Regions from separate parts of the Homo sapiens genome. Here region 2 is linked to region 1. Evidence: read pairs that join two places in POLR2A ChIA-PET (ENCODE). Cell type or tissue: MCF 10A. All regions are shown on one strand. Each heading gives the region's core, and the rest is flanking DNA. Links, peaks and the distances in the headings are about the cores only. Region 1 overlaps TMEM25 (transmembrane protein 25). Region 2 overlaps RNF214 (ring finger protein 214).

Evidence for each region. Peaks named below come from ENCODE experiments on the same cell type or tissue, not always from the same donor. Only the 100,000 strongest peaks of a DNase experiment are listed, where the experiment ranks them.
Region 2: POLR2A ChIA-PET joins it to region 1 with 6 read pairs; 1 of 35 experiments calls an interaction of 5 or more read pairs at or near these places.

The regions. Positions count from the first base shown.
Region 1 is chr11:118,535,425-118,537,924 of GRCh38, reverse strand. TMEM25 (transmembrane protein 25) reads right to left here. Exons shown (of 9, transcript NM_032780.4): 9 at 2,096-2,500. Among named protein-coding and RNA genes, the nearest start is that of TMEM25, 5.5 kb to the right of the region's middle. In MCF 10A, for the core only: no CTCF peak of the experiment used is centred there; a DNase peak (open chromatin) is centred at 994.
Region 2 is chr11:117,270,219-117,278,828 of GRCh38, reverse strand. The region is part of intron 6 of RNF214 (ring finger protein 214); the gene reads right to left. Among named protein-coding and RNA genes, the nearest start is that of BACE1, 42 kb to the left of the region's middle. In MCF 10A, for the core only: no CTCF peak of the experiment used is centred there; a DNase peak (open chromatin) is centred at 5,018.

The DNA.
Region 1 (2,500 bases), core at 1-2,500:
TACACACCACCACGCCCAGCTAATTTTTGTGTTTTTGTAGAGATGGGACTCTCACCATGTTGCCCAGGCTGGTCTTGAACTCCTGGGTTCAAGCGATCCACCCGCCTCGGCCTCCCAAAGTGCTAGGGTTACAGGTATGAGTCACCACACCCGGCCTGTAATTTCTCAGAAACTAAAAATAGGATTACCATTCAATCCAGCAATCCTACTTCCGGGTATCTCCAAAAAGGAAAAGAAATCAAAATATCAAAGAGATGCCTGCACTTTCATGTTTATTGCTGCACTATTCACAATAGCAAATATCCAGAATCAACCTAAGTGTCCATCAACTGATGAATGGGTGAAGAAAATGTGGGTGAAGGAAAATGTGGGATAAACAAAAGAAGTGAGTTAAAGGGTACAAACATATAGTTGGAATAAATTCAATGCTTGATAGCAGAGTGGGGTGAGTATAGTTAACAAAAGTGTATTGTACTTGGGTAATGGACACCTTGAATATCCTAACCTGATTACTACACATTATACACATGTCACACCAGCCTGGGCAATAGAGTGAGACCCTGTCTCTACGAATTTTTTTTTTTTGGACGGAGTCTTGCTCTGTCATCCAGGCTGGAGTGCATTGGCGCGATCTCGGCTCACTGCAATCTCTGCCTCCTGGGTTCCAGCATTTCTCCTGCCTCAGCCTCCCGAGTAGCTGGGACCACAGGCACATGCTACCATGCCAGGCTAATTTTTTATATTTTAGTAGAGATGGGGTTTCACCATGTTGCCCAGGCTGGTCTCGAACTTCTGAGCTCAGGCAATCCACCCGCCTCGGCCTCCCAAAGTGCTAGGATTACAGGCGTGAGCCACCATGCCTGCCCCCTCCAAATTTTTTTAATTAGCTGAGCACAATGGCACACACCTGCAGTTCCAACTAGTCATGAGGCTGAGGTGGGAGGATCCCTTGAACACAGGAGTTCAAGGCTGCAGTGAGCTATGATTGCACCACTGCACTCCAGCCTGAGTCATAGAGCAAGACACACACACACGTGCTCTCTTGCGCTCTCTCTGTATATACACATACATACATAGATATGTTACAAAATTTCAATGAACCTCATAACTTTGTACAAAAAAAAATCACATCCCAGTCTGAGCCTTCTGTTCCCAAGGGCAGGACAAAGGGGCTCAGCATACTTTAGCCCAGTCCTGAGGTGGGAAGAAGCAGCTGAGTGAGGACCAAGTGAGAATCAGATGCTAGTTATAGCCAAGAGCCCCTGAAATAGAAAATGCCAATCCGGCCATTGGGAACACTATAATTAAAGAAATATTATTTATTTTTCTGAAGCACATTTGGTAATGTCAGAGTTGAGTGGTGGGTATACAGGTGCTTGCTATATTTTTTCCACTGTGAGACTGGAAAACTTCATTTAAAAAACATATTAGGCCGGGCGCAGTGTGGCTCATGCCTGTAATCCCAGCACTTTGGGAGGCTGAGGCGGGTGGATCACCTGAGGTCGGGAGTTCAAGACCAGCCTGACCAACATGGAGAAACCCCATCTCTACTAAAAATACAAAATTAGCTGGGCATGGTGGTGCATGCCTGTAATCCCAGCTACTTGGAAGGCTGAGGCAGGAGAATCACTTGAACCCAGGAGGCAGAGGTTGCGGTGAGCCGAGATCACGCCATTGCACTCCAGCCTGGGCAACATGAGCAAAACTCTGTCTCAAAAAAAAAAAAGAAAAGAAAAGCATATTAGAAGGCTGGGTGTGGTGGCTCACACCTGTACTCCCAGCACTTTGGGAGGCCGAGGTGGGCAGATCACTTGAGGTCAGGAGTTCGAGACCAGTCTGGCCAACATGGTAAAACCCCATCTCTACTAAAAATATAAAAATTAGATGGGCGTGGTGGTAGGCGTCTACAGTCCCAGCTACTTGGGAGGCTGAGGCAGGAGAATCGTTTGAATCTGGGAGGCGGAGGTTGCAGTGAGCCAAGATCGCGCCGCTGCACTCCAGCCTGGGCGACAGAGTGAGACTCCATCTCAAACGAAACAAAATAAAACAAAAACAAAAACATATTAATAGAAGAAATGAAGCAGAGATATGTAAATGAATTCAGTCAAGTTTATTAAACTTGCTGTGTGCTCAGCACCGCCCTAGGCAGTAACATGAAAAACATTACAAAAGAAGATCTCAACAAGGGAAAAATATATTCTGTACTATATTAATTTCCAATCATTTACATGTTGCTTTTTAAAGTGTTCTTAGGTCACTTTGGGGTATGTGGTCTCCTTCTTTCTCCATGTTCCCCTAAAGCTTCCACACTGTTGAATTATGTGCCTGTGGCGACCATCCTCCAGGAAGGGCACCTTCCTGCTGATGAGGCAACCATGGGTTGGTCAGGGCTGGGGTCCCGTGGTGGAGGAGACATGCTGAGAGAAAAACCATCAACCCCGAGAGCTCAGGACACTCACAGTGAATCCCAGAAGGCCAAACGTGGGGAAGCCACAAAGAG
Region 2 (8,610 bases), core at 3,597-6,096, 1.3 Mb after region 1:
TACTGTGCCTGGCCAGAGGCCTACTTAATATTCATCCTTAATGCAGCAAATCACTAATTCGCTACTAAGCACAGTGATACAAGTTTATTAATTTTCAAGTTTTCCTAGCTATAGTAAATATGCTTCAAAAGGAAAAAAATGTTCTCTTCATACCTCAGGACTTCTCATTTTCTTTGGTTTCCTCCCTCCTTACATGTTTTCCCCCCACTCAGCATGACAGTGACCAACTCTCCTGGTTTGCCCAGTACTGAGGGATTTCCCAGGATGGATGACTTTCAGTGCTAAAACTGGGATGGGTGATCACCCTACTCAGAACTATAGAGGCCGTTAAGCAACACAGCCAGCAAAGGAATTTCCTTATATTACATTTGATTGTGGTAAAGTTTTATAGCTGGAAGCCTGGATTACCAAGATCAGTGGACAGAATAGGATGAAAATACTTAAATTATCTCCCCGACATTTTAGAAAAGTAAAAATAAAATAAGAAGAAAAGCTTGGGAAGAGTTACATGTTTTGTTTTGTTTTGAGACAGAGTCTCACTCTGTCACCCAGGCTAGAGTGCAATGGCGTGATCTTGGCTCATGGCATCCTCCGCCTCCTGGGTTCAAGCGATTCTCCTGCCTCAGCCTCCCGAGTAGGTGGTACTACAGGCACGTGCCACCACACCCACCTAATTTTTTGTATTTTTAGTAGAGACAGGGTTTCACCATGTTAGCCAGGATGGTCTCGATCTCCTGACCTCGTGATCCACCCGCCTCGGCCTCCCAAAGTGCTGGGATTACAGGTGTGAGCCTCTGCGCCCGGCCAAGAGTTACATCTTAAGAGAAATGTTCCCACTTTTCTTTTTTTTTTTTTGAGAGGGAGTCTCTATCTGTTGCCCAGTCTGGAGTGCAGTGACACAATCTTGGCTCACTGCAGCCTCCACCTCTCAGGTTCAAATGATTCTCCTGCCTCAGCCTCCCGAGTAGCTGGATTACAGGCACCCACCACCATGCGCAGCTAATTTTTTTTGTATTTTTAGTAGAGATGGGGTTTTGCCATGTTGGCCAGGCTGGTCTCGAACTCCTAACCTCAGGTGATCCACCCACCTCAGCCTCCCAAAGTGCTGGGATTATAGGCGTGAGCCACCACGCCTGGCCCCCACTTTTCTTCAGTGAGAGAAACTTTTATTCCCCTTCTGTTTTTGTAGTAACCTTACATATACAAAAGAGAGCAATCTACTTAACAGAAGTTTATGAGGCCCTTTCCTCTCACATATTCTTGCTTTTGACCCAATTCTCCACATATCCCTGGTTCTCTATTTCATGTATAGGTAGAGAGGGTGTGTGTGTGTGTGTGTTACACACTTATTCAATCTCTGACATCAGCCCTCTACTGACAAGGTATATTCATCTATTAGAAATGAGAAGTAGGTGGGCATTTTCTGCCTTAATCTCCAGGTATTGCTTCCCCAAATTAACTTCCTAGCAGAGAACACATTATCTAACAATTTTTTTTTAAGGCTGTCACCCAAGCTGGGGTACACAGGCGGGATCTCGGCTCACTGCAACCTCCACCCCCCAGGTTCAGGCAATTCTCCTGCCTTAGCCTCCCAAGTAGCTGGGACTACAGATGCGTACCACCACATCTGGCTAATTTTTGTATTTTTAGTAGAAACAGGGTTTTGCCATGTTGGTCAGGGTGGTCTTGAACTCCTGACCTCAGGTGATCCACCAGCCTCAGCCTCCCAAAGTGCTGGAATTACAAGTGTGAGCCACTATACCCAGCCTAATAATTCTTTAGACAAAGATTTTATAGGCAGCTGTGTTTTCTTGCTACAACACATATTCCCTCAGTTCCAAAATATACAAAATATATGAAGAGTCAGAATGCTCTTACCATAAAAATATGTGAAATACATTACAGAGTCAATCCATCTAGCCTACTATTCACTCTGACAATCGGATAATTGTAAGAAAACATGACAGTTGCCTTCTGTGACTGATGTTATCCTTGAAGATTATAGATGCTCACTGAACATCTCTTTCATTAAACACATTGTCAACTACAAATATAAACTTATATTAGAAAAATCCTCTTATGTCAATGGAAACATTCCACATATTCACAAACAAAAAATCTTTTCCTTTGGGTTTTTTGCCACATTCACCTCACTGGGATCTAACAAAAGGAACTACATGCAACAATAGCAAAAATGGTTAAGAAATTATTTTCTTATTTTCTTTTTTTTAGAGAGAGGGTTTCACTGTATTGTCCAGGCTGGAGTACACTGGCATGATCATAACTCACTGTAACCTTGAACTCCTGAACTCCCACCTCAAATTCCTGAGTAACTAGGACTATAAGCATGTATCATCATGCCCAGCAAATTTTTTAATTTTTTGAGAGAAAGAGTCCCACTATATTGCCCAAGCTGGTCTGGAACTCCTGGACTCAAGTGATCTTCCTGAACTGGCCTCCCAAAGCTCTGGGATTACAAGCATGAGCCACTGTGCCCGGCCTTGTTCCAGTTCTGAGGGGGAATGCTTTCAGCTTTTCTCTCTTCAGTATGATGGTGGCTGTGAGTTTGTCATATATGGCTTTTATTATTTTGAGGTATGTTCCTTCTGTGCCTAATTTGTTGAGGGTTTTTTTTACCACAAAGGGATACAGGATTTTATCAAATGCTTTTTCTAAATCTATTGAAATGATCATATGGTTTTTAATTCGGTTTATGTGGTGAATCACATTTATTGACTTGTGTATGCTGAGCCATCCTTGCCTCACTGGGATGAAGCCCACTCGATTGTGCTGAATTATCTTTTTGATATGCTGTTCAATTTGGTTTTGCTAGTACTTTGTTGAGGACTTTTGCATCTATGTTCATCAGGGATACTGGTCTGCAGTTTTCTTTTTTTGTTGTGTCCTTTCCTGGCTTTGGTATCAGGGTGAGACTGGCTTTGTAGAATGAGTTAGAGAGGATTCCTTCCTTCTTGATCTTCTGGAATAGTTCCAGTAGGATTGGTATCAGTTCTTTGAATGTCTGGTAGAATTTGGCTGTGAATCCATCTGGACCTGGGATGTCTTGGTTGGGAGATTTTTTAAATTACTGATTCAATCAAACTACTTGCTATTGGTCTGTTCAAGATTTCTATTTCTTCCTGGTTCAAGCTTGGGGGGTTGTGTGTTTCCAGGAATTTATCCAGTTCATCTAGGTTTTCTGGTTTGTATACATATATGTGTTCACAGCAGTCTCAGATGATCTTTTCTATTTCCGTGGTATCAGTTATGGTATCTCTATTTTCATTTTTGACTAAGTTTATTTGAATCCTCTCACAGCTAATCTACCTAATGGTCTATTATTTTTGCTTATCGTTTCAAAGAAACAACTTTTAATTTTATTGATCCTTTGTATTTTTTGGTTTCAATTTTGTTTAGTTCTGTTCTTTGTTATTTCTTTTCTTCTGCTAGCTTTGGGTTTGGTTTCTTCCTGTTTTTTTAGTTCCTTGAGGTGTGATATTATTAGACTGTCAATTTGTGACCTGTCTTTTTGATGAAGGCATTTGGCACTATAAACTTCCCTCTTAGTATTGCTTTTGCTGTATCTGAGATTTTGATAACTTCTGTCACCGTTATCAATCATTTTTAAAAAATTTTAATTTCTATCTTGATTTCATTGTTAACTCAAAGATCATTCAGGACAGGTTGTTTAATTTCTAATTTCTATAGGTTTGAGAGTTCCTCTTCAAACTGATTTCTAGTTTTATACTGCTAGGGTCTGAGAAAACACTTAATATTATTTCTATTTTAAAAAATATTAAGACTTGTTTTGTAGCCTATCATATGGCCTATCTTGAAAAATGTGCCACTAGGCCAGGTGCAGTGGCTCACACCTGTAATCTCAGTTGTTTCTGGAGGCTGAGGTGGGTGGATCACTTGAGGTCAGGAGTTCAAGACCAGCCTGGCCAACATGGCAAAACCCCGTCTCTACAAAAAAAAAAAATTTACAAAAATTAGCCAGACATCATGGCGCCCATCTGTGTTCTACTTGGGAGGCTAAGGCAGAAGAACTGCTTGAACCCGGGAAGCGGAGGTTGCAGTGAGCTGAGATTGTGCCATTGCACTCTGGCCTGGGCAACAAGAGTAAAACTCTGTCTCAAAAAAAAAAAAAAAAGAGCCATGGCTGGGCACGGTCGCTCACGCCTGTAATCCCAGAACTTTGGGAGGCCAAGGTGGGCAGATAACCTAAGGTCAGGAGTTCGAGACTAGCCTGGCCCAACAGGGTGAAACCTCGTCTCTACTAAAAATACAAAAAAAAAATTAGCCGAGTGTGGTAGTGGGCACCTGTAATCCCAGCTACTCAGGAGGCTGAGGCAGGAGAACTTCTTGAACCCAGGAGGCGGAGGTTACAGTGAGCCAAGATTGTGCCATTGCACTCCAGCCTGGGCAACAAGAGCAAGTCTCCATCTCAAAAAAAAAAAAAAAAAAAAAAAGAAGTCATTTGTTTTCCCAGTACTAGGGGCTTTCTCCTCTCTCCCCTTCATCTAGTAAGATAGCATATTGGCCCCAAATTCTAACTAACTACTCCTTTGAGTTACCCACCACTGAGTTCTTCCATGTGTATGCACATTGCACATGTAAATAAACTGTTTTTCCCTCCTGTTAATCTGTTATTTTGAAACTGTCCCTATAAACTGTATGAAATTCATCGGGGAAGAAGAGGGGGGAGAAACGAAAATAAACGAGGCTTGCAGCACATGCAGTGTTTATCATGAGGTCAGCTTGCTCTCTGACTAGCTACTTCACCAGTGTTTTGCGCCTGCTGCCTCAGAATCACATAGACCCTGCTACGAGATTAAAGTTCCCCTTAAGTGTTCTATAGACAACATGAACATTATAAAACATTAAGTTTTCCCTTTAAGATATTCTTTCAGATCCTGCATAGCAGTGAAATTATTGACATCAGCCTGTCTGAAGGACCCCACTGACGCCAGTTGGTCTGAAGGATCCCAGAGGAGCTGACTCACCAAAGAATGCAGTTTCCACATCTTGATGATTTCATCCCCCGTATCCCAACCAATCAACGACCTCAATTTTCCCGCCCCTTACCTTCCACAATCCCCTTAAAACTTAAAATACCAGCCCATAACTCCTCAGGGGAAATGGATTTGAGGGTCTCCTCCCATGTCCTCACTCAATGCTCTGCAATCATTAAACTCTTTCTCTGCTGCAAACCCTGCTGTTTCAATGTAACTGATCTACTACTGCACAGTGGTCATATAAACTTGTTGGTTGTATAACATTTTGTCAGTTTAATTTTCGGGCCCTAATCTCTGAACATAAGAAGGTAGAGAAAAGGTTTCTCTTCCCCATACAACATACAAAATATCCATTCAAAATTCAAGGTAAACAAATAGATTTTAATGTACTAGTATAAAAAACTTCACAGCTTGCCAGGAATAAAACTAAAATAATAATAATAATAATAAAACAAATTTGAAAATAAAAGCAAAATGTTTATTGATGTGGTTTCAGATCCCACAATGCAACTTAACTTTAAGACACCAACACACCAAGTTTTGGCATAGTATCAAAGATGAATATCCACAATTATCTTTAAAAGCTATTAAAATACTCTTTGCTTTCCAACTACTTATCTGCATATCATCAGATTTTCTTTATATATTTCAACCAAAACAATATATTGCAATCAATTAAATATAGCAGATAAGTAAGCTTCTTCCATGAAAGAGATTTACAAAATGTAAACAATATTATTATTCTAACTAAACTGATCTTTATCTGAAAAATATTTTTCATAGAAAATATGCTATTTAACACATAGGTTTATTATTTTAAAATAAATTAATGCATAAATATTAAATTTTTTCTCAGTTTTAATTTCTGGTTCAGTATATACTGATAGATAAAATCCATATAAACAAAACCTCTTTGGGGTCCTTGTTAATTACTAAGAGTTTAAAAGGGTCCTTAGACTAAAATGTTTCAGCACCTCTAATCTACTATACTCCCATCTCATCTCTACCCACATGGATAATTTTTAGCATCTAGTCATATTCCTTATTTTCTACCCTTTACAACAACCTTTGTGAACTCAATATCCATATTCATGATCCATATGAGACTAAGACCTTGGAGTTCTTCCTCCTCCTAAACTTCATTCCTTGACAATTGCCTACCAGGAAAGCCATTTCTTTCTTTTTAAAAAAAAAAAAAAAATTTTAATTTTACTTTAAGTTCCGGAATACTAGTGCAGAATATGTAGGTTTGTTACATAGGTATACATGTGCCATGGTGGTTTGCTCCACCTATCAACCCGTCATCTAGGTTTTAAGCCCCGCATACATTAGCTATTTGTCCTAATGCTCTCCCTCCTCTTCCTCCCTACCCCCCCAACTGACCCTGGTGTGTGTTGTTCCCCTTTCTGTGGCCATGTGTTCTCACTGTTCAACTCCCACTTATGAGTAAGAACATGCGGTGTTTGGTTTTCTGGCAGCAAAGCCACCCCTTAAACCATATTAACACACGGAAAGTCTACACTGAAAACCTCAAACTTTGGTCCAGGCAAGGTGGCTCAAGGTGGTGGTTGGTGGTTGTTTTTAGAGACAGGGTTTCACTGTGTTACCCAGGCTGGAGTACAGTGGCACAATCGTAAGCTCACTGGAACCTCAAACTCATGGGCTCTAGTGATTCTCCTGCCTCAGCCTCCCAAGTAGCTACAGGCATATACCACCATGCCTGGCTACCAGCACTTTGGAAGGCCAAAGTAGGAGGATCACTTGAGCCCAGGAGTTCAAGACTAGCCTGGGCAACATGGCAAGACCCTCGCCTCTAAGAAAAATAAAAAGATTAACTGGGCACGGTGGTGTGCTCCTGCAGTCCTAGCTACTTGGGAGGCTGAGGTGGGAGGACTGCTTAAGCCCAGGAGGTAGAGGCTACAGTGAGCTATCATCACACTACAGCCTGTATGATGCAGCGAGACCCTGTCTCAAAACAAAATACAACAACAACAAAAAAACACCTCAAACTTTGTTCTGTCATTTTGTGACCACGACCTCCTTTCTAATCACCATTCCAACCCTTCACAAGGAATTAATGAGAACTGATCAACTCCTAGTACACTATCCAGGCCATTAGCTTCATTTCTAGCTCCTTTTCCACTAATGTTTACTACACATACTAGCATGGATATCCTGCAAATACTTCAAATTTAACCTGTCCAGAAGATAATTTAGGACTCTGCTTCTGCCTGAAATGGAGTACCAGGGACAGATTTATCCTGTGGCCCTAAAGAACTAAACAACTGGACAAAACATATGAAACAATGTTTTCAAACACTGGACAATAGGCAGCACAGGACTATGATCATTGAGAAAGGAATACACATGAAAGCAGCCCTACAATTGCTCCAGCTCACTGCCTGGAGGCAGTTTCCAGTCTGCAGCACAGGGACGGCAAATGCAAACAGAGCTGGCATTGTTGCTAAATAAGAGACAAAAACGGGTTCACAGAGGCCAAGGTGGCTAGAATTTTGAGGGCATAATACAAAGAGTAGGAGCTGTCTTCTTGGCCTTGTTAGGGTACAGAAAACGATACCCCAAAATACGATGCTTTGAATTAAAGAAAACTGGCTGGGCGAAGTGACTCACACCTGTAATCCCAGCACTTTGGGAGGCTGAGGCAGGCGGATCACTTGAACACAGGAGTTTGAGACCAGACTGGGCAACATGGCAAAAACCTGTCTCTACTAAAAATACAAAAATTAGCCAAGCGTGGTGGCACATACCTGTAATCCCATCTACTTGGGTGGCTGAGACAGGAGAATCACTTGAGCCCAAAAGGCAGGGGCTGCTACAGTGAGCCAAGATCATGCCACTGCACTCTAGCCTGGGGGACAGAGCCACATTCTGTCTCAAAAAAAAGAAAAAAGAAAACTGAGGCAAGATGTGGTGGCTCACACCTGTAATCCCAACACTTTGTGAGGCACAGGCAGGAGGACTGCTTGAGTCCAGGCATTTGAGTTGAGACCAGCCTGCACAACACAGTGAGACCCTGTCTCTACAAAAAATAAAAATAAATTAGGCTGGGTGAGGTGGCTCATGCCTGTAATCCCAGCACTTTGGGAGGCCAAGGCGGGTGGATCACCTGAGGTCAGGAGTTCAAGACCAGCCTGACCAACATGGCAAAACCCTGTCTGTACTAAAAATACAAAAATTAGCCGGGTGTGGTAGTAGGCACCTGTAGTCCCAGCTACCGGGGGGGTGGGGGAGTGGGGGGCTAAGGCAGACAGAACTGCTTGAACCCGGGAGGTGGAGGTTGCAGTGAGCCCACATCGTGCCACTGCACTCCAGCCTGGGTGACAGACAGAGACTCCATCTCAAAAAAATTAAAATAAGTAAATAAATTAGAGTGGTGTGGTGGCACATGCTTGTAGGCCCAGCTACTTGGGAGGCAAAGGTGGAAGGATCATCGCAGCCCAGGAGGTCAAGGCTGCAGTCAGCCGTGATCGTGCTACTATACTGCAGCCTGGACAACAGAGCAACTGAGTAAGACCCTGACTCAAAAAAAAAAAAAAAAAAAAAAAAAAGAAAAGAAAAGAAAAGAAAATTG